Regions from separate parts of the Homo sapiens genome. Here region 2 is linked to region 1. Evidence: chromatin loops called from intact Hi-C (ENCODE). Cell type or tissue: natural killer cell. All regions are shown on one strand. Links, peaks and the distances in the headings refer to the core of each region. The heading gives the core; the rest is flanking DNA. Region 1 overlaps SH3BP2 (SH3 domain binding protein 2). Region 2 overlaps ADD1 (adducin 1).

Evidence for each region. A loop is a pair of places that touch in the nucleus more often than their neighbours do. Peaks named below come from ENCODE experiments on the same cell type or tissue, not always from the same donor. Only the 100,000 strongest peaks of a DNase experiment are listed, where the experiment ranks them.
Region 2: a loop joins it to region 1, with 2.2 times the contacts of the local background. A loop is called at or near these places in 3 of 110 quality-filtered maps.

What each region holds. Positions count from the first base shown.
Region 1 is chr4:2,805,705-2,817,608 of GRCh38, reverse strand. All of the region lies in intron 1 of SH3BP2 (SH3 domain binding protein 2), which reads right to left. Among named protein-coding and RNA genes, the nearest start is that of SH3BP2, 19 kb to the right of the region's middle. RefSeq lists a silencer at 3,415-3,464 and enhancers at 4,175-4,274, 5,225-5,464, 4,649-5,733. In natural killer cell, for the core only: no CTCF peak of the experiment used is centred there; DNase peaks (open chromatin) are centred at 2,788, 4,828, 5,358, 5,688 and 3 weaker places; H3K4me3 peaks cover 3,583 bases; H3K27ac peaks cover 3,851 bases.
Region 2 is chr4:2,865,219-2,877,122 of GRCh38, reverse strand. ADD1 (adducin 1) reads right to left here. Exons shown (of 16, transcript NM_001354761.2): 2 at 1,013-1,227. The coding sequence starts at 1,207. Among named protein-coding and RNA genes, the nearest start is that of ADD1, 27 kb to the right of the region's middle. RefSeq lists enhancers at 1,454-1,979, 1,980-2,507. In natural killer cell, for the core only: no CTCF peak of the experiment used is centred there; a DNase peak (open chromatin) is centred at 5,002; H3K27ac peaks cover 626 bases.

The DNA of each region.
Region 1 (11,904 bases), core at 2,356-10,355:
CTGGCCTCCCAGGCATCCTGCCTCCTCCATCTTCCACCTGCAAACAAGCTGCCACCAAGATGGGCCAGATGCAGGTGTGGCTCTAACAGCCTGGGCCTGACCCTACCTAGCTGTCCATCCTGGGCACCCACCCTGGTTTCAAGGCCCCACCTCAGGCCCGCTATCTGGACTTCTTCCCACTGCACCCAGCCTTCGAGGCTCTGTCCCATCTCTGTGCCTCTGTTCTCAGTGCCCTTGTCTGGCCTGCCTCAAGGATCCCACCTCCTTCCAGCCGCCCTGCCAGGCCCCTCTCCATTGCCTCTTGGCAACCCCCTCCACTTCCTCTCCTCAGGCTTCCTCTGCCTCCAGCCCCCTCCACCCAGCACAGAATCAACACGCACACCATTCCCATCACTGCTCAGTGCTAAACCTCTAGGGCCTCCTCATGCCAACCTGGCCCTTCCTGATTCAGCCACTCCTGCCCTCTACCTTCTGTGCTCTTACGCCAGCCAGACCCTATGGCTCCAGTTACCTGAATCGAGCAAGCACCCACTTGCAGGCCTCAGCCCCTGCTGTTGCCACAGCCTAAAGTTGAAACTGAACTAACCCAGCCATCAAGAGTTGGCTCAAAAGAACATGGATCCTTCACAAACTTCCAGAAAATAGAAGAGGAGGGAACTCATTCTATGAGAGCAGCATTATCCCAATACCAAAACCAGACAAAGACATCACAATAAAACTACAAACCAATATCCCTTATGGGTATAGACATAAACATCCTCAACAAAATACTGGCCAACTGAATCCTGCAACATATAAAAGGGATTCTACACCAAGACCATGTGGGATTTATCCCAGGAATACAAGGATGGTTTAATATTCAAAACAATTAATGTAATACACCATATCAATAGAATAAAGGACAACCACATGATTTTGATAGACGAAGAACAAGTGTTTGACAAAATTCAACACTCCTCCATGATAAGAAGAGTCAACAAACCAGGAATAGAAGGGAAGTTCCTCAATCTGATAAAGGGTTCTATGAAAAACCCACAGCTAACATACCTAGTGGTAAAAGACTGAAAGTTTTTCCCCCAAGAACAGGAACAAGGAAAGGATGTCTGCTCTACTTCTATTCAGCATAGTACTGGAGATTCTCACCAGAGTAATTAGGCAATAAAAAGAAATAAAAGGTATCCAGAATGGAAAGAAAGAACAATTATTCACTGATTAGATTATTTTACATACAGAAAATCCCAAGGAATCCACTTAAAAATTATTAGAATAGCCATGCGCAGTGGCTCACGCCTGTAATCCCAGCACTTTGGGAGGCTGAGGCGGGCAGATCACCTGAGGTCAGGAGTTCGAGACCAGCGTGGCCAACATGGTGAAACCCCCATTTCTACTAAAAATACCAGGTGGCAGGCACCTGTAATCCCAGCTATTTGGGAGGCTGAGGCAGGAGAATCGCTTGAACCCGGGAGGTGGAGGTAGCAGTGAGCCGAGATTGCGCCATTGCACTCCAGCCTGGGGAACAAGAATGAGACTTCATCTCAAAAAAAAAAAATTATTAGAATAAATGAGCAGCAAGGTGGCAGGATATAAGATCAACATACAAAAATCAATTCTATTTCTATATACTAGCAACAATCCAAAAATGAAAGGAAGAGTTAGTTCAAGCGTTCCCTTTTCCAGGCAGTCTCCCATAACCTCTCTGGAGTCCTGTGTCCCTCCCTTGGGGCTAGCATAGCCTTCTCTGCCCCTAACACTGACCACACTAGTTGGTCATTGTCTCCCATCCTCACCAGCTCAGACCCAGCCCAGGGGGGACACCCAGGTAGCCCCAAAAGAAGGATGGAATGTTCACCCTGTGGGTGACAGGGACTGCAAGTTGCCTGGAAGGCACAGGAAGCTGAAACAGAGCCCCTACCCTGGGGCATCACACCCCACTGTGCCCCCGCCACCCAAAAGCTATAAGACCTGGCCTGTGTGTCAAAGTGGGAGGAGCCACTGTGAGGACAGATGGAACCCACCACCTCCTCCTGGCTCCACACCTGGACAAGGCTCAGCAGGAAGAGTTACAGGGACAGGTTACAGTCCTACATGGGTCCAGCTCAGTGGCCAGATAGGGGCAGGCCTGTGAGGGGCTCGTTCCTGCCTGGCTGCTGTCCCGCTGTGGGCAGGATGAAGGCTCTTAGGTGATCATCAGCTGACCCTGGGCAGGGGGACAGGTCATGACAAGGGCAGGTCATGTGGCACCCTCACCTCCCCTGGGAATTCCTCGCTTCAGGGACAGACGCTGACACCCACAGCCCCTCTCCAGAGGAGGGGCCATTCAAGGGGAAACCCACCCCTGCCACCTTACTATCCTCTGCCCCACCTGGCCCTGCCCTGTGCCAGGGGGTGATACCTGGCCAGGAGCCCAGTGCCAGGCCAGGCTGAGAGCAGAAAGGGGAAAGGTCGGCTGAGGCTGAGGGTGATGATGGGCCATGGAGGCCGTGGTGACCATGCTGCTCTTGGGGAAGTTCAGCCCAGCTCACAGAATCTGGCCCCACTTGTGCTCGGGAAAACCAGGGGGCATCCCCAAGGAGCACCCACACTCCTAGCTGGCCAGGCCTCCCTGGCTGTGCTTCTCAGTGCCCAGCCCCTCTTCCAGGGACCTGATGGTTAAATTCCATTCATTCATTCCAGGGGACTCCACAGGCCTACCTGCCAGCTCTCTGGGTGCTTCAGTCCCTTCCTCTGTAGAGGCAGACACCCTGGGGGGACCTGTCACCATGCTGCTGCGGTGTCGGCTGAGTTAACATGGGCAGGAGCTGTGAGGGAGAGTGCTGAAGATCTGGGTTCACATCCTTCCTGGGGCCCCTCCTTCCCCTGAGCCCCCACCTCCTCCAGTGTAAAGTGGGTATGGAGGAGTCCACTCTCAGAGTCCCCTGACACCTCTGCAGCTGCTCTCTGGGGCAGGGCTCTGGAGACACATGGGCCAGCGTTGGGCGGCCAAAGCTGGTGGTGGCTGCTGGGCTCCATGAGCCCTTCCAGAAAGTATGTGATCTTTGCATGTGTGCACACGTGGAGATTTGCATTTGAGCCTGTACACTTGTGCGTGTGTGCGTGTGTGTGTGTGTGTGCACATGCACATTAGGGAAGACGGGGCACCTGGGATACACTCTCCAGGTCTCTGTTTCTGTGCTCATCTCCCTACCTTCTCTCAAAGTTGCAATTGGTTCAGGTGACCCCAAGGCCTGAGGCTGCTGCGGTGGGGGGCAGAGCAGTCAGGTGAAAAGTGCTCAGTCCCACAGAGACACCCCATCGGGTTCCATTTAATGCAGGCTCTGTGGCTCCCACCACCCTGGGGCCCCATGAGCCCTGTGGCGTGTGTGGTCATGGCCTGTGCAGGCCCTCATGTGCGCTGTGTCTCTGCACACCCAGTTAATGTCACAGGTGGTGCACTCACACAGGACGTGCACATGAGCTGCACAGCTCGCATGCACACAGGCGTGAGCCCCTGCATAGGAGCAGGGTGGGGGCTCTGGGAGGCTGGGCTCCTGCAGGATCATCCTGGCTGTGGTAAGGGAGCCAGCACCTCATGTGACCACAGGGTCAAGGACTTACTGTTAGTGGTGATCAGGTTGGCCCCATTTGTGGGAGCCACAGGGCAAGTTGGGGCTGGGGATCCAGCCCAAAGGGAGAAGATACCAGGTCACCCTGTGCACTTTATTCACACGCTCATATATGCGCATCCTGTCACACTCATGCATGTACAGTTAACACTCACACCATCCACACTAACACATATATACACACTCATTCTCCCGCATGCCCACTCGCTCTCATGTTCTCATACACACTCATGCACTCATGTCTACTCATACGTGCACACTCACACCCATATGTATACTGATATACACATTCATCACACTCACTCATGCATATGCAAGCACTCATTCACACACACACAGCCTCCAACGACCAACAAGACCTGTCAAGTGCGGTCTTCTGTGTCTCCGTGTCCTGAAGCCTGAGCACAGAATCATCACCACCACTCCCAGCCCTGCCAGGGCCCAGTGCCAAGCTGTACCTCACAGCTCACTAAATCGACCAGGGTCCACCTGAGCTCAATACTTTACTTCTATTTTACAGACTTGGGTATAGAGGCTGGGAGAGGATCAGGCCTTGTGCCGAGCGCACTGGGCACTCCCTGTGGGCCAAGCTCTGTGCTTCTCAGTGATCGCCCCATCATCCAACACCTTGAGCTTCAAACCAGAGTCCTCCCCAAGTCACTGACGAAGAAACTTGGCCAAAGTCACACAGCCAGTAAATGGTGGCTCACGCACCACCCCCGGCCCAGCACAGCCACGGCCCAGCTTGGCGCACAGTGGGTGGCCGGTGGTGGGCGTGGGATGTGCAGATGGGGCGGCTTCCACCTTGGAGCCCTGGCTGCCCTGCCTCCCCACAGCTGTCTGCTCTTCCTTTTCGGTTTCCCTTGTTTCCTTCCTGTTCCCAGAATCTTTCTCTGTTAACATAATCAAAACCAAAATTCTCCCGTAAAGGCCCAGTAACCAGCTATGCCAGAGAAGCACTGCTGGCCAGGGGCAGGGTGGCCCAGCCTGGGCTCTGCGAGCACAGCCCCAGCCCGGCAGTCCCTGAGGTCCCTGCGGGTCCTCCACATTGCAGGTTTCAGAGCATGGCACTCCCCAGGTGGGCAGCAGGGACCTTGTACAGCTCTCTCCGTTACCCCCCCACAACAGAAACACACACTCACATACACAACGTGTGTACTTAGGACCCAAACACCAAGGCCACCCTGCAGGCTGTATCATGAGAAGTTCCCGGACCTGGGCCCCACCCCAGCAGGCTGGCCCCCGCCTCCCTGTCGGCCGCATGTGATGGGGGGGTGGGGGGGGTTCTAAGTATCACATTCCCTCTCTGGCCTCCCCCTGTGCCTGCCAGCTCGGGGGCCTCTCAAGGCAGACAGAGGCCACTCTCCTCAGAGCCTGTTGCCTTTTGCAGGCTCAGGGCCACCTCCTGTGGGCTCCCACGGCCAGCCCCGAGGAAGGCTGTGGCTCCCACGTGGGGCCCCCTTACTGGTTCTTCAGGTGCTAGACCAGTGCCGCCTCCCGAGCCCCAGTCCTGGGGCCGCCCCACTGACCTGATGGTGCTGACCCAACACATGGCCCTCCGTCCTCGTGACCTGCTCGGGGCCGGTGTCCTGGGGCCCAGGGAGGCCATGCGGCTCAGGGGCCACCAGCCCAGGCAGCCTACATCTCCCAGACATGTGAGGCCTGACGCGCCTGGCTGCCCCACAGCTGTGCCCACAGCTCACTCCTGCTGCTTCTGAGGCCTGTGGCCGCCGGTGCTTCCTCCCCACCCGGGACTTCCTGTTCCCTGCTCCCTGGGCAGCACCAAGTAGCCGGCACTTCCTGCCTTCTACCCTGTGAGGTCCTGAAAGCTGCCTGGGGCCCAGGGCTGCCCCTCATCCACCATCCGGGTTTTAACTCCTACCTTCCACTGCTCCTGCCCTCCCATCCTGTGGTCAGAGGCCAGGGCTCTCTGGCTCCAGCGCAAGGTCAGCTGCATCCCTGGGAGGAAGCTCCCTGCTGCCTCCCCGCAGGGCCACCTCTGAATACTCGGCTTCTCCCTAGCAAACCATGAAACAACCTGCACCCTGGGTGTCAGGCCCAGCACAGAGCAGCATTTACAACACACACAGGGATGGTGTCACCTTACCAGCATGCTCTTCCTGCCAGGGCAGCTGCTGCCACCCTGCTCTGCCATCTGAGGCCACACAGAGGGCTGTTATGTCTTGCACCCGGTTCTATGAATTTCAAGGTGGCCATCTCTGTGCCCTTTGACACCAAGGGACTGAGGGACTAGGCCTGGGCTCTGGCATTCCTCGATTCCTACTCTATCCCCAGCCTTTTCACGTCCCCGCAACCACACCAGCTCTGCTAACATCTGGTTTGCTAGAAAGTACATTATGGCTGAGTGGCAAAGCACGCTCCCGTACTCACCGGCCCCTGCCCCAAGGCCCGCTCAGAATTCGGCCCCTCCCAGGGCTGCTCTGCCCCCACCAAGCCCAGTGCCCTGCCCAGGCCCAGAGCCCGGAAGCAGGGAATGGGGATTCTAGCCACTGGCTGCTGAGCGCCCTCCCTCTCCTCCCAGAACTTGCCCAGGGAGGACAGGACCCCTGGGCAGAGGCAGCTGGAGAAAGGGGCTTTCTGGGGCCTGGGGCCACCCTCACAGCAGGATTTGAGGGTGACAGAGGCCACAGAGCACAGGCCACAAAGCTGCAGGGGTCTCATCTTGCCCGCCAGGCTTCCTAGGGCACGGCCCCCCGAAATCAGCCTCCCAACAAACCCTGGACCCCAGCCCCGTAACCGGCTGTGCAGGTCCCAAGCTGTCCCATAGCCTAGGTGTCGGGTCACTCAAAAAAGGCAGCTCCCAGGCTAAGGAGCTCCGTCTCCCCAGCTGTGTCTGCAGCCCCAGCCCTGCTGCCAAGGTCCCCCTCGGGGCCCGTTTGGGCTGCAGACACCCCACTGTCTCCTAGAGGGTGAGGAGCTTGGGCTTTTAGGTCTGGGGCCTCCTTAGCATGGGCACAGACACCCTGGCGTCCCCAGCCTGTGCCAGCCTCAGTCCCCTCAGGTGGCCAAGGGCAGACCACACCTTCAGCAGAAGGCTGGCCACAGCAGGCAGACAGACAGAGGGCAGCGAGGAGGGCACGGACAGAGTGGGGCCTCTTCCCATTCTCTTTCCTCCTTGCAGGAGGGTTGAGATCAAACAGCAGGTGAGGAACCCCTGGGCCACTGCCCAGCCTGGACGATGAGGCAGGCAGTTCTGACAGTTGGGGCTGCAGGGTCCAGAGGAGGGACCAGGCCCTGTGGGTTCTGGACTGGGGAACGCCTCCCAGAGGAGGGGCCCAGCTTTGATAGAGGAGGAAGTTTGCTGGAAGGAGCTGGGGTGAGGGAGCCACGGGAGGAAGGGGCTTGGGGTGAGCACACCCCAGGGTTGGGAGGAATCCACAGGCAATGAGGTGGCCAACGCACAGCTTCAGGGATGACAACCCATGAAGATAAGAACCCAGAGGCAGCCGGCGCTCTCAGGAACACGCCACCCCTTACTGGGCAGGCAAATGCAAGAGCGGACAAGGCCTGAGCTGGAAGCAGGAGCCAGGCTCGCCCCTGCCCTTGCTCCGCCAAAAGCCCCACACTCATAGACTCGGCAGAGGCAGAAGCAAGCAGAAGACCCACCTGACCCTGGCCCAGGCCCATTCCCCCCACAGCCCTGGTCCAATGCTGTGATGCTACAGGGGGAGTCCAGCCCAGAGGAGAGGAGCAGGCCAGGTGAGGGGACCCTGGGGGTGGGGGACAAATCCACACCAGCCCCTTCCCCAACCCTATCTTCCCAGAGGGAAGCTGGAGCTGGGAGTCCTGGGCTGCTGGGTGACCTCTGCAGACCCCTCCTCTCTGGGCCTTAGCTTCTCCAATTGCTCTCTCAATTCCTCTTCATCCCTGCGGCATATGACACTGCCGTTCATATTCCTAAACACAGGCCATTCTCCCCTCCTCAGCCATGGCCACTCCTTGACATTTACCCTGTGCCGGTAACCATGGAGATGACCCCACGCCTGCATCCAAGCAGGGGGTGTGTGCAGCGGGGCATGGCCGGGGCCGCCTCAATGGGCAGCCCTGGTGTCCCTCTCCATCCTTCCCAAGTTGCAGCTGCTCCCCTGCCCCTGAGCTGGTGCCTCAAACTGCCAGGCTTGGGGACTTCCCACCATGCCAGACACAGGGCACTTACCAGGATGAGTGGGAGCCAGCCAGCAGGGCAGGCAGAGGGCCAAGGGTCAGCCTGAAAAAGAAGAGGGAGGGAGCTTTCACTGGGTTCTGGGAGCCTTCAGCCCGCTCAGGAGTAAGGCAAACACCCAGCACAGTGGGTGGTGTCTGCAGCCACCACGGAGCTGACCCTGCCCTGGCACCTCCTGCCTCACGGCACCTGCCTCATCTCAAGGCTCACAGCCCAAGAGGACAGTCCTGTTGCCATCTGCATCTCTGGGGTTCAGAGAGGAAGCTAGGGATCAGTGGCATGGGGACTGGCACCCAGGGACCCTGTACCCAGCCTGGTACCTGCTTGCCACCTTCAGGAGAGGCTCAGGTGCTGAACATGCCAAGGAGGGTCTGCAGAGCTCAGGGAGGGCACTGAGTCCAGGGGAGAGAGGGAGGGCATTGAGCCTGTGGGAAGGTGGACACTGAGCCCAGAGGAGGGAGGGAGGGCACTGAACCTGGGGGAAGGTGGGTAATGAGCCCAGGGAGGGAGGGAGGGCACTAACCCTGGGAGAAGGTGGGCACTGAGCCCTAGGAGAGTGGGTGGGCACAGAGCCTGGGGGAAGGCGGGCACTGAGCCCTAGGAGGGTGGGTGGGCACAGAGCCTGGGGGAAGGTGGGCACTGAGCCCTAGGAGGGTGGGTGGGCACAGAGCCTGGGGGAAGGCGGGCACTGAGCCCTAGGAGGGTGGGTGGGCACAGAGCCTGGGGGAAGGCGGGCACTGAGCCCTAGGAGGGTGGGTGGGCACAGAGCCTGGGGGAAGGCGGGCACTGAGCCCTAGGAGGGTGGGTGGGCACAGAGCCTGGGGGAAGGCGGGCACTGAGCCCTAGGAGGGTGGGTGGGCACAGAGCCTGGGGGAAGGTGGGCACTGAGCCCTAGGAGGGTGGGTGGGCACAGAGCCTGGGGGAAGGTGGGCACTGAGCCCTAGGAGGGTGGGTGGGCACAGAGCCTGGGGGAAGGTGGGCACTGAGCCCTAGGAGGGTGGGTGGGCACAGAGCCTGGGGGAAGGTGGGCACTGAGCCCTAGGAGGGTGGGTGGGCACAGAGCCTGGGGGAAGGCGGGCACCCCCAGGGAAAATCTCAAGCTCTCAAAATAAGATGTTTTGCATGAGCCCCTCCCATGGGGCCTGGGTCCGCTCCACAGCCATCCCTGGGACCCTCCCAGGCTCTCCCCAGCCAGAAGCCCCTTCCCTCTATGCCCCATTCTGATTGCTGTCCCATGATGCAGGACTGGGAGGATTCCCGGGAACTCGGACTGGGCACTACCCAACTGGGATAGAGGGAGAGGGAACCCTAGAAAGAAGGACCCTGCCTGGGGCCACATGTTGTAGTGGGCTGAAAGGTGGCCCCCAAAAGCTTTGTCCACATCCTAATCCCCAGAACCTGTGAACACGACCTTATTTGGAAAAAGGGTCTTCGATGTAACTAAGTTAAGCAGCACATCCTGGATTGACCAAGTGGGCCCTAAATCCAAGGCAACTGTCCTGTAAGAGATGGAGTAGGAGAAGATGCCTGGAAAGGACCATGTAAGGATGGAAAAGAGGCTGGAGGGATGTGGCCACACACCAAGGGCACCGAGGATCGCCGGCCACCAGCAGAAGCTGGGAGGGGAGGAAGGGGCTTCCCCAGAGCCACCGGGGCAACACAGCCCTGTAGACCCCTCAGCTTTGGACTTCTGGCCTCCAGAATCATGAGAGTAAATTTCTGTTGTTTTCAGGCCCCTCGTGTGTGGAACTTTCTTAGGGCAGCCCCAGGAAATGAATCCACACGGGGACTCACCTGAGTCCTTCCCCAGGATGAACTGCAGGCTCCACTTAGTCTGATCCCGAGTGTGGGCGTGCCTGTCAGGGAGAGACAGGCTCCACAAGGCTGTGACCAACCTGGGCGGGCACTGCTGAGCTTGCCTCCGCAGGTGCCCACAGCCTCCTGAAGGCTGGGCTCTCCACCTCCCACCCTCCTGCACACAGGGTCCACCAGCCTCACCTGCCATGCCTGACCCACACCCGCCAGGCTTGCTGACCCCACCTCCTGGCCTCGCGTTCACCCCTTTGGCCTGCCCTTCCTTGTCTCAGGCCACATTCACCACGGCGCAGCAGCGAGGTTGGTTCCCTGTCCACGTGGATGGGGTGCGGCGCCTGCTTTCCCTTCCTGCCCTGGGCCCCCGACACTGGACCTGTCATGCACTTGCCCCATCCTGGTACCTGCAGTCACCTCCACATGGAAACCAAACGCTCCCTCATCCTTTGAGGATGGAACCATCTAGAACCTTGCCCTCTTCTCTGAAATCTCCAAGTCAATGGCACAGTTCTGCCACCAGCATTACCCCATGTGTCCCTGGCACTCCCCACGGGTCCAAGTCCCACTGAATCTCCAAGGCCCAGATGGGCACCAGGCCCATGGCAGGACCCAAGAGAAGGACAGACAGACAAACAGATGAGTTCACTGTCATGTCCATACATGAGGCCAGACCCCAGCGAGGTTGTAACCAGTACATCCTTCAGAGCTCAGAGTGAAAAAATTGTGACTTAGCGCTAATTGGACTCTCAATGAGAGAGGTTTTCAAAGAACTGGAGTGCAGCACGGCCGCAGCTGAGGCCCTTCCACACCCCTGGACCTCTGCCCAGTGAGACAAGCCGCCGGCCAGCCCTGGGCACGCACGTGAGGCTGCTCGCTGCAAAACAGAGAAAGGCTGGTGCACTGGAGACAGCAGTGTTCCCAGAAGACGCAGTGTGTTCGGGGCTCAGAGGCCCCAGGGGCTTCACAGAGCGGTGCAGGGTGGAGGCAGAGACGGTCAGGCCACTGCTGTGTGCAACGGACAAAGGGAATTAAGAAAAATGCAGACAAGGGCCCTGTAGGCACAGCTGCCTGCATGGCACCTGGGCTTCAGAGAGCAAGGCCAAGCTGTTGGTGGATGCTTGGCCCTCAAGCTCTGTCCTCAGAGGGAAGCTGCAATGTTCTCACATCTCCGGATGCCCCACTGGGCCTTCCTCTCTCAGGCCTGGTGTCTCTGTCCCCAGGAAAGGTTCTTGAGATGGGCATGGGAGTCGGGACTGCCCGGGGGCCTCCACACCTGGAAGAGGGTTGCCCTAGGCGGAGCTCTGGCCTGGCCAGGCAGGGGCCGTACACTGGCTGGAGGGAGGAGGCCAGGGCGGGCTTCCAGGCCGAGGGTGGTGAGGGTGAGGTGGGGCTGGAGACGGTGAGGTGGGGCTGGAGACAGTGAAGTGAGGCAAGGCGAGGTGGGTCTGGGGGAAGCCACGGCTGGCACTGCTGCTCGCCTGGAGCCACTCTCCAGTCTCAAACCACAAGCAGCAGAGGCGGCTCAGGATTCACACTTCAGTTCTTCACAAACACTGACGAGTTTCTACCTTTTAATCACTTGAGAAAAAATTCTCCAGAGTCCTGATGTGTGGGGTGGGCCGGGTCCACCACCCCAAGTTCCTGGCTCCCACCCAAGGCTGGGGCCCACCTCCTCCCCACCCTGCCTCGCCTCTCCTGGCCTGAAGGGTTTCACTGTCCCTCACCGCAGCCAGCCTGGGCACCCTATGCCCCAGCCCCGCAGGGTCCCGAGAGGGGCGGCAGTCCTGCCCCACCCAGTGGCTCCCACCAGAGAGGGCCGCTCTATGCATGTGACCTTGGCAGGCAGAATAGAGCCGTGGTCAGCGTGCAGGCTTTGGTGGGAACAAGCCTGGCTCAATCCCCTCCTCCTGGCCTGTGGCCCACTCTGAGCCTCAGTTTCCTCACTTGAGCAGTGGGGGTGGGGCAGCTGGCTGCTGGGCTTGCTCTAGTGTCAAGGGAAGGGAGGAACCGCCCAGCTCAGCGTCCGGCCGTGCTTTTCCTTCCTGCCTGCGGGCCTGGCCTCCAGAACAGGCGTCTCCCCGCGGCCCTTGGCACAGACAGAGCCACATTCCCAGTGCCACACCCCTTCCCTCTCTGCACCTTGGCAGCAGCAGTGCCCTCCACCTGGAACGCCACCCTCTCCACCTCCTCTGCCCCGCCCTTGCCCCTTGGCCCCTCATCTAGACCACACTCCCCTGGGCTGGACCCCAATCCGCAGGCCCTGGGCCTTCTCCCACACAGGCTCAGTCCACGGCAGGGCCCCCACTC
Region 2 (11,904 bases), core at 1,566-9,565, 60 kb before region 1:
GTTGGCCATGACTGTGGCTCAAAATGCTGACTCTAACTAAAGGTATCAATCAATTAGCAGGTACTGTTAAGGCTGACCATACACCCAGGAGACTGAGCTAGGGTTTTTTTTTTTTTTTTTTGAGACAGAGTCTCGCTCTGTTGCCCAGGCTGGAGTGCAGTAGCACAATCTCCGCTCACTGCAACCTCCGCCTCCCGGTTTCAAGTGATTCTCCTGCCTCAGCCGCCCGAGTAGCTGGGATTACAGGCATGCGCCACTATGCCCGGCTAATTTTTTTTTTTTTTGGGACGGAGTCTCTCTATGTCACCCAGGCTGAAGTGCAGTGGCATGATCTCGGCTTACTGCAAGCTCCGCCTCCCGGGTTCACGCCATTCTCCTGCCTCAGCCTCCCGAGTTGCTGGGACTACAGGCGCCCGCCACTACGCCTGGCTAATTTTTTTTTGTATTTTTAGTAGAGATGGGTTTTCACCGTGTTAGCCAGGATGGTCTCGATCTCCTGACCTCGTGATCCACCCATGTTGGCCTCCCAAAGTGCTGGGATTACAGGCGTGAGCCACCGCGCCTGGCCAATTTTTGTATTTTTAATGGAGACAGGGTTTCACCGTGATGGCCAGCCTGGTCTCGAACTTCTGACCTCAAGTGATCCACCCACCTCGGCCTCCCAAAGTGCTGGGATTACAAGCTTGAGCCGACGCACCCAGCCTAAGCTAGGTATTTTTTTAATTGTAATTTAAAAATTGCCCCAATATATAAGGACCCTCTAGAAAAGTCACAAGAGTAAAAAGGAGAAATTAACACTTCCTATCCTTTACGACACTGAAGATTTTTCATTTATGATGTCTGATAACATGAACTGAACTGAATTCTTTCAACAACCATATACGTATACTCAAGGCACTGATTTCCTGTGATAAGATCAATGAACTATGCCACTCATACAACAGGGCATAAGACCTGAAGTATTAGAAAAGGAAAGATGACATCTGGTCAGAGAAAAGACTTCTCTTCTCACAGGGCTTTGCAGAATCATGGACACCCTCTTCTTTTGCTCCATCATGTTGAAGTCCTGGCGAAGGTCTGGTGCCATGTTCCTCTCCCTCAAGTACTCTGGGTTGTTCTCATCTACTCGGTCGAAGTACCTCTCCTTGTGAGGGGCTGTGGTCGGGGGTGGTGAGGTCACCACCGCAGCACGAGAATCACCATTCATTGTACAATCTTTCTAGGTTCCTACAGAATCAAAATAAAAGAAATTATTGTTTTCAAATCAATGTCTAACAGTGTTTCATGATGAGCACATGAGCTTGGTAAACACAATCTTCAACAGGAGGATGTAATGACCAACTGACAGTGGAAACCATGACCTGTGAGGCTTCTTTGTGGCCTCAGAGGCACATGGCTGATCAACCACCTCCCACCCTCCCACTAACCAATGCTGTGTTTTGTCCTAGCCATTGTTCCAAAGAGGAGAACAAGACAACAATCTAACAAAGCAATTAAGTCCTCTGACAAATCCAAAAAGAACTAAATATTAAACTTTTGACCACGTGATTCTTTACAGACATGATTTGTTCCACACAGACAAGATCTGCTAAGAACAGCACAGTTTATTCCAAAAGAAATTTGATTTCTGATTTTTTTTCCCATAAGGTACCAGCAGTGGTTTTGCAAAGGATCCCACAAACAGATCAACAGAAGAGAAGCCACTCACACATAACTCACAAAATGGTAAATGTTCCTCCCTAACAGCTCCTTTCTGGTTAAAAGAACAATGGCAGGTACCAGCAATTTGAGGTCAAGATGCTCAGTTTGTTAATAACCTAACATGCCAAGATGGCTCAAATTTAAAATTCTGTGAATATGGCTACTGACATTACATTCTTTTCTCGGGGGGAGGGGAACAGGGTCTTGTTCTGCCACCGAGGCTGGAGGGCAGTGGCCCAGTCACAGCTCACTGCAACCTCAACCTCCCAGGCTCAAGTGATCCTTCCACCTAAGCCTCCCAAGCAGCTGGGACTATCAGCGTGCACCGCCATGCCCGGCGAATTTTTTAAAAATTTTGTAGAGATGGGGGTATCCCTGAGTTGCAGAGGCTGGTCTCAAACTCCTGGCCTCAAGCAATCCTCTCACCTTGGCCTTCCAAAGTGCTGGGATCACAGGCATGAGCCACCACGCCCTGTTAGCTTTCAAATGTGCATATGAACCACCTGGGAATTGAATTAATACACAAATTAAGATTCATTAGGTCTGGAGTGGGGCCTGAAATTCTGCATGTCTCATCAATTCCCAAGTGATACCAATGCTGCTGAACTTGAACCGCACTTTGGATAACAAGCCTATAAAGTAGAGTTTATTATGCAAAAAAGATATTTTTATTGTGGAACCAATAACCAAAGAATCAGTTGAAGAAATTAGTGTTTTTTTTTAAGAAAAAGATCAATTTGATATTTCTGTTCTAAATGTAAAGATAAGATAAAAATATGCTTAAAGTGGCAGTATTTCTTTCTTTTTTTTTTTTTTTGAGACAGTCTCACTCTGTCGCTCATTCTGGAGTGCAGTGGCATGATCTCGGCTCACTGAAACCTCCGCCTCCCAGGTTCAAGTGATTCTCCTGCCTCAGCCTCCCGAGTAGCTTTGATTACAGGCACGTGCCACCACACCCGGGTAATTTTTGTATTTTTAGTAGAGACGGCGTTTCACCATGTTGGCCAGGCTGGTCTCGAACTCCTGACCTCAGGTGATCCGCCCGCCTAGGCCTCTCAAAGTGCTGGGATTATAGGCGTTAGCCACCGCCCCCAGCCACTACTTCGAGAACTTAAAGGCAAAACATGAAAACAATTGGGGGACTAAACATCAACATAGAATAAACGAACTAATGACCTCAGTGGAATCTTTTTTCTCTTTGTTTTTGAGACAGAGCCTTATTCTGCCACCCAGGCTGGAATGCAGTGGTGCAATCATAGCTCACTACAGCCTGGAACTTGTGGGCTCTCAAGCCATCCCACTGCCTCAGCCTCCTGCATAGCTGAGACTACAGGCCCACATCACCACACCTGGCTATTTTTTTTTTAGTTCTTTGGTAGAGATGAGGTCTCACTATGTTGCCCGGGCTGGTCTCAAACTCCTAGGTTCAAGTGATCCTCCTGCCTCAGACTTCCACAGTGCTGGGATTACAGGCAAGAGCCCAGCCTAAGTGGAATCTCTGAAACTTATTCTTCTCTATTTATATCCTTTAAATTGTTTAATTTATTCTGGTTACCCAATCTATTTATTGTAAACCTTCCAAAAGAATGACCAAAGAACAAAACAATAAGAGTTATCTGGCAATATTTCCTCATTAGATGTAATTAAAGCTGAACATTCTGAGCCAATAATAAAAATGTTCTGCTTCGTGTTTCAAAAACAATAAAAGACCAAAGAAAATCATTATGAGTCCCAATTATAAGCCATTTTCATCGGTAAAAAAGGATATGAGGGTATATTTTAGAGGTAACTATAGCTATTTCCTGGTTCCCAGAAGACAGTGAAAGACAGGAATCTTTGTAAAACCATCATATTTAAGATAAGGCAGGTATTACTTTCCCCTAGTTACAAATTGCTGTGTGAATGGGATAAGATAAACACTGCAGGCCAGGTATATACATGCTCCATTCCTTCAATAAGGAAGTCTATAAATGTAAATCAAAATGAAAGTATACACATTCTGAGCCCAGTAATCAAGATTAAGCATAATTCTACTTTGCAGTACAAACCTGTCCTTCATTTTTATCAATTATGACTGCAGGTTTCATCAACTTAGTTTTCAAGTAAAATCTCTACAGAGAAGTTATTATTTGCTGGGTACAGTGGCACATGTCTGTAATCCTGGCACTTTGGGAGGCCGAGGCAAGTGGATGCCTGAGCTCAGGAGATTGAAACCAGCCTGGGCAACATGGTGACACCCTGTTTCTAATAAAAATGCAAAAATTAGCGGGGCGTGGGGGCACGCACCTGTAATCTCAGCTACTCAGGAGGCTGAGGCACAAGAATTACTTCAACCTGGGAGGCAAAGTTTGCAGTGAGCTGAGTCATGCCGCTGCACTCCAGCCTGAACAACAGAGTAAGACTCCGTCTTAAAAAATAATAATAATATTATTTAATCAAAAAGTTAAAAAAAGAGAGAGAAAGGGAAAAACATGCAAAAAACTAACTTCTGGAACATTTTTCATAGTATCTTAGAATAAATTTAAACTAATTTAAAATAAAATAATTTTAAAAGTAGGAACAGGTCAGGCGTGGTGGCTCATGCCTGTAATCCCAGCACTTTGAGAAGCTGATGTGGGAAGATCACTTGAGCCCAGGAGTTCCAAGCTGTCTAGCTTACATAGTAAAGACTGCATCTCAACAAAAAAAATCAAAAAAATTAGCCAGGAGTGATGGCACACGCCTGTAGTCTCAGCTACTCAGGAGTCCGAGGAGAGAGGATCACTCGACCTGGGAGGTCAAGGCTGCAGAGAGCCATGATGGCACCACTACACTCCAGCATGGGTGACAGAGCAAGACCCTGACTCAAATAAATAAATGTAACATAAACATTAAAATCTGCTCAATACAATATCATGTAACTACAGAGACTCTTTAGCATAATACAGATAAAAGAGTATAAAACATATTAAGTGGCAAACTATATTTCTTATTCTATTATGTAATGCCATAATTATACACTGGCAAAATGATATAATGGCAAATAAGCTGGAATAAATTTGAGTAAGTTGATTAAAGTATGGATGAATGTTTCTCTATCTCAATATTCTATAATGTTGCTTTGATTTTACTTATGTAATACATTTTAAGATTTCACCATCAACAATATATTGATAGCTAAATTAATGAAATCTTTGGGAACAATATTTTCAAATAAACACAGACAACAGAAAACAAAAATCTGGATGAACCGTGACAAATAAGTATGGCCTGCCCAAGTGACATCTGCTTCCTCCACATCTCCCATCCCCCAGATGTCACTCAAATCCAAGTTGTCATCACTCACTTCCTGGACACTCAACGGCCTCCTAATTGGTTTCTCTACTTCCAGTCTCTTAACAACCCCCACAACAATCCATTCTCTAAAACTTGGCCATAGAGAGTTTTAATGTAAGTCAGATCATGTCACTCACTCCTCTGCTTAAAATCTGAGAACTAATATGTGGACCTTAGTAGGATCCTGATTGAAACAAACTGTAAAATAAAAATCTAAAAGTGACATTTGAGACAACTAGAAATTTGAACACTAGCTAGATTTTGATGGTATTAAGAAATTAGTTTTACATTTTAGGTGTAGTATTACTAGGATTATATTAGATACAGAAATGTTTCTGGATAAAATGACATCTGAAATGTGCCTAAAACTTATATGGGGGCAAGGGGAAATGAAGTTACATAAGACTAGCCATGAGCTAACCACTGACACTGGATGAAGGTTAGAGCAGGACTCATCACACCGTGCTGTCTATTTTGTATGTGTTTGAAACGCTCCGTGATTCTTCTTGCTCTCAGAAGAAAGCACCTCCAGACCTTACATGAGCTGGTCTCTGCCGGCCTTCAGATGAAGATATTTCAGCATGCTTTTTCAGACTGATACTACTAAGATCAGGATGAACAGCTATCTTAACATCCCTTTTTAAAAAATTTATGTTTTTATTTAATGTTTCCAAATATAAAAAGTCAAGACACTTACACCAACTATCTCAAATGACATAAAAGCAATTCAGTGTGTTTAACAATCATATTTCCCCTTCAGTTCTGCTGCTTTATACAATGGTATGATCGACAGGTAAATTGGATGGCATGTGCCTGGTTAGAAAATGTCATCTGTTGGCCAGGCACGGTGGCTCACGCCTGTAATCACAGCACTTTGGGAGGCCGAGGAGGGTGGATCACGAGGTGAGGAGATCGAGACCATCCTGGCTAACACGGTGAAACCCCATCTCTACTAAAAATACAAAAAAAAATTAGCCGGGTGTGGTGGCGCGCACCTGTAGTCCCAGCTACTCGGGAGGCTGAGACAGGAGAATGGCATGAACCCGGCAGGCACAGATTGCAGTGAGCCAAGATCATGCCACTGCACTCCAACCTGGGTGACAGAGCGAGACTCCAGCTCAAAAAAAAAAAAAAAGAAAGAAAATGTCATCTGTTTACAAAAAAAACAGCATGCAGCATAGTTTCTATTTTGTCTACAGTCAATTCACAAACTACTTACTTTGTTTTTTGTTTAGGAGGCACATGGAACTGAAAATTTTAGCTGCCCAATTTTATTCAACTACCCCACAAAAAAACACAAATGACAATCCTAACACTCTTCAATCTTTGGAGGGTTGAAATAGTAGACATTATTTGTTATCTTCAGTAGATTCAACTATTTAGCCTGAAAATGTTAACTTTTTCTCTTAACAGAGATAAATCTCCTTAGGGCCTTTCCTCTAATTTTGCTAGACTAGGTTCCAGAAGCCTAGTGAAGAACCCCTCCTGTGACATTTAAAGTGTGAAAACTGTAAAGTACTCTGTTGCATTATACAAATTCTTGCTAGCTGGACAGACTAAGGACAGTTGGTTTGCTAAATGGCATTGAAGAAAATCCTGACTGAACAGCACTCTCTGTTGCATTATACAAATTCTTGCTAGCTGGACAGACTAAGGACAGTTGGTTTGCTAAATGGCATTGAAGAAAATCCTGACTGAACAGCACTATTTAGTCCAAATAACGTCTCTTTTCTAATGTCCCAGAAAACACCACTCTACCTAGTACATTATTTACTGACTCGGAAATAACAAAGGTTATGCTGGAATATTCTTTCTTAGCAGAAGTACTGCAGCCCTGGGATGATCCATCTTTATTAATGTGTAACTAAACCTCAGGTCAGATACCAGACAAATTTTTGCTTCTCTCAAATATATAATGAGGGAATTCTGAAACTTTTGGACAGATTCAATTATTTATTGGCATCTCCCTTCTGGCACAGACATCTTTGCTAAGGGTAACTATTCCCAGCATTCACATGATTTACTTTTGAATCCCTAAAGCTGGAACATGAAAACTTACGGCTGAAACTAGGAAGAAGAGAGCCATTAAAGAAAGCCTCCGTGTAAAATGCCTGCTAGAGGACCCAAAGGATCTTGTCAGATTTCTAATGCTCTTTGATTGTCAGCTAATAATGAATTACTGCTCCGTGGGAAAAAGGAGATAATGAAAGTGGTATCCCCTGGTAATGTCCTTGGCCACCTGGCACCCGACTCCAGAGAGCCTTTGGAATTGTCAATAGGAGACCAAGAAGAGAGGTGATCTCTGCAGTATCTTCCCTTATTTCTACTAACTCCTGGCGCATAATAAATTTGCACTGGAGACACCTTCCACCTTACATGCAAGGCACCAGAGACTGAAAAATACGAAGAGCAGGAGATAACAAACAAAATTCTCTCAGTGCATGACAGAACTCCACTTACAGTATATCAGCAGGGGGAAAGTGTCCATGAGTGGGAGGTAGAAAGAACTGAGAGAGGATATTATGAGTTGGACTGTGTCCACTCCCCAAAATTCACATGTTGAAGCCCTAACCCCCAGTTCCTCAGAATATGCCCTTATTTGGAAATAGGGTCGCTACAGATGTAATTAGTTAAGATGGGGTCCACAAGGCAGACCTAATCCAAAATGACTTATGTCCTTATAAAACGGAAAATGCGGACAAAGAGACACGCACAGGGAGAACTAAGTGTAGATGAAGGCAGAGGTGGACGCAGTGCTTCCTCAAGCCAAGAAACGCCAAGGACTGCCGACTACCGAGCTAGGATGGGGCCCATTCTCCCTCACAGCCTCGGGAGGAACCAGCCCTGCCCACACCCTGATCTTAGACTTCTAGCCTCCAGAACTGTGAGATGACACATTACTGTTGTTTAAGCCCCTGGTCTGTGGCACTTTGTTACAGCAGCTCTAGGAAACTCATAGAGAGGGGCTGTCAGGAAAGCTTCACTGAGATGATTTCAGAGGTAAAACGTGACTGCCAGGTGGCTTGGGGAAGGCAGCAGTCACCTGGTGAATAAACATCTACTGAGCTTTAGGGAGTAGCACAGAAAACACAGCAGAGTGAGCGCAGTCAACCGTCGTCTGATTTCACATGCAGTACCTGGCACCCAGCAGGTGTTCCACATATTTTTAATGACCTAATTTAACTATTCTCTCTATTCTAAACCTTTCAGCCCCCACTCATTCTCAATATCCAACTCGAATGCTTCCCGCTCTATGAAGGTTCCCCACGCCCCAAGCCTGGCACCTGGACTCCTGTGTGTCAACATACACCATTCCCACCTCTCCCATGGCCACTTTCAAACAGGACCAAATCATATGCGGATAAATTATCTGGGTACATACTTGCTCCATCACTGGTCTGTGGGCCTGTGAAATACAGGGACAATACATTTCTAACTCATGTTTGTACAAGGGCCCTGGGGGAGTGTGTCATACATAGCAGGGGCTCAAATGAGACTGTTTATTCCCGAAGGAGGGTATTTGCCACAAGGGACATCTAACTTCCCTGGGACAAAGGGCTCCAAGAGGTCTGCATCCAAAATGAAACTGCATCGTCAGGAAATACGCAGTGAAACAGAAGGTGGAGAGTTCGCTGGAAAGAGTAACAAGATTGTAAACAGACTTGGGGGCTCCGACACTGAAGACTAAATCCAGGCAGAGGGCTGGGAACAGTGCAGCCGTCAGCACACACCCTGGCCAGCACCAAGAGACATGGACGCCCTGGCCAGAAATTCATTACAAACACTTGGAAACCTGCAATACTGGAAGGCTGCAGCACCAGCCAATGCAAAGGAAATCCCTGTAATCTACTGGCAGGAGGGAGCCCAACATCTGGCGCTATCTCCCAAACACAACCGTAGTTAAGCTCTAACCCCCCACTGCTTACAGTACTAGCCTAATGACACAGTTCTCCACCACCCTAAAAGAGAACACCCACCTTATGTTGAAGGTTCTTCTTCACAGCTTTAGGCTGACGGAGTGTGCCCTGTTTGGGACCTCAGAGCTCAGTTAAAAGCCTTTAATTACTCTGATCGGATCATTTCTATTCCTGTGTCTCCGGATGTCCTCTTGCAGAAGCAGCTGCTCAAAAGGCCCCTTTCAAATAATCACAGCTACAGTTATCACTGCTCACTATGTGTGTTTTAACTCATTTTTTCTGCAGATAAGGCACAACACAGTTAAGCAGCCAGTAATGGGGTTGCTGGAGTCTGAACTCGGGCTGCCTGACTCCAGAGCTCCTCCTCCTCCCTCTAATCCACATTCTCTCTGACAATCAGGATGTCTCAAAACAGCTCCAATTAGAAACAAAAGCAAAAAGTAAAACTGAACCACAGCAATTTGTCCCAGCCTACTCAAGTGGGTCCTCTTGCTTCCTCCCTTTTATGATGAATGGTTAGTTAACGGCTTCCCAGCCTAAATCATCCACATTTTATTAAGTCTTTTATACAATTACATAGCTGGTGTTGTTTTTCTTTTAACTACAGCATTAATTAATCCTATGGTATGTTATGAGAGATATTCCAGTTACTTGCTTAAGGTTTAGTAGGCAGTAAGTGGAGAAGCAAGAATCTGAAATTAAGACTATGGTTTGGAGACCGCACTCTTAATTGCTTCTCATTAAACTGTGTTCTTGTTGCTGACAACAGGACTCTCCAGTCCAAGGGTCAGTACTGAGCCAAAAATCAGAGGTTGGTTCCACTCATACTCCTATAAAACTTCAACACGTATGGAGTTACCTCACCTGTAAAGTAAAAACAGCTCCCCATCCCAAACTCCAGACCTAATTTTTCCCAAACCCAGTTGAGGAAAATGCAGCTAGAAAATGCAAGGGATCCAGAAAAGTGACCACGAATTGTCTAAAGACCCTATAAAGACCACTGCAGAGAACAATGTTCTCACACACACTCGTTAATTCCAACCACCCTGCAAGATTCCTCCATGTGCAGATCAAGACTGACTCAGTGTTTTTGTGGGTTTTCCTTCTTTCTTTCTTTTTCAGACTGGGTCTTGCTCTGTCATCCAGGCTGAAGTGCAGTGGCGTGATGTTGGCTCACTGCAACCTCTGCCCCCGGGCTCAAGTGATCCTCCCATCTCAGCCTCCCAAGTAGCTTGGGACTACAGGAGCGTGCCACCATGCCCAGATAATTATTATATTTTTTGTAGAGATGGGGTTTCACCAAGTTTCCCAGGCTGGTCTTGAACTCCTGGGCTCAAGCAATCCACCCACCTTGGCTTCCCAAAGTATTGGGATTACAGGTGTGCTGGCTCAGAGTTTTAAGCTTCAGAGGTCTCACAATAAATAAATGGCCGGCTCAAAACCTAAATCCAAGACTACTCACTCTCAATGCCAAGCTCATCTACTGTATTGCAGCACAGAAAATCAAAATGTAAACACGGGAAGAGCTAGCAGGCATACTGGGGCTCTTCTGTGTAGTTCAGCACCATCTCCCCACCATTTAGCACAGAACAGGCCTCAATAAATATTTGGTAAATGAATGAATGATAAAAGAACACAAAATCATTCTGTATTACTAATTTTAACAAAATTTGTTTTCATCCCAAAAAAAAAAAACGATTTAAAATAACCTCCAGGCCAGGCACAGAGGCTGACGCCTGTAATCCCAGCACTCTGGGAGGCCAAGGCGGACAGATCACCTGAGGTCAGGACTTTGAGACCAGCCTGGCCAACATGGTGAAACCCCGTCTGTACTAAAAATACACACACACAAAAAATTAGCTGGGTGTGATGGTGCGTGCCTGTAGTCCCAGCTATTCCAGAGGCTGAGGCAGGAGAATTGCTTGAACCCGGAAGGCGAAGGGTGCAGTAAGCCGAGATTGTGCTACTGCACTCCAGCCTGGGGAACAGAGGGAGACTGCCTCAAAAAATAAAATAAAATAACATCCAGAATCTTCAGATGGCCCATGAACAAATATCAATCAGCATACTCTTAAACAAGTTCTTCCAAGAAGAAATTCCACAAAGCAGACTGCAGTTAAGATTTCAGGAGTGAATCTAGAAATAATTTTATAAGTATGCTATCTCGCAATTGAGCAAATAACACAACCCAGAGAGACTCTGCTGTAGTTACTATACTAATTCACATATTCTGAGCCACATGTCCTGAACAATTACATGTGGGAAAAAGCAGAATTTGACTTATCTTCTGGCAATGTCAGCTACTTTCTCTATTTTTGCTCCCTCATTATACTGTTACTGTCCTTCAATTAATATAATATTTTAATTTTTTAACTATAGTTTTGTTGAAGTGATGAAATCTTTCAAAATCTTTTTATTGAAACAAAATTTTTTTTCTGAATTTCACTCTGTGAGGGTGGTTTGCTAAGTAAGGTTTGAGTTGGATTTTATTTTTCTGGAGCAGGGGGAAGGTAGGGAAGTTTGGCAGGATTGTAGATAAGGGAGATTAAAATACTGACCACAAAAAACAAACAGGCAGTTTTGACAGAATTTAATAATCAACAACTAAAAGTTCCTAGTTGTGAAGCAGTTGTTTTATCTGAAAGACAAATGATAAAAGAAAGCTTTGAAAATTATAGCAAGGGCTCATAAACTGAGAACACCACAATGGGTAAGTGAACTGAGAAAAACGTATTTATTCTGTACACGCAAAGGCTGAGACATGAGATACTTCATTAACTCTGAAACTTCTGAGGATGGTGCCAGGTTTTCCTTTTTAGAGCTAGGCAGGAAGCATTTAAAAATCACAAAAATAAGCCTAAGAAGACTTGCCAAAGGTATGTTCATTGAAAATTAATTGTGTCAGCTGATGGAGACTTGAAAGTCTTTATGCTATCAAGTAATTATGAGTACACAAAATTTTAGATGGTCT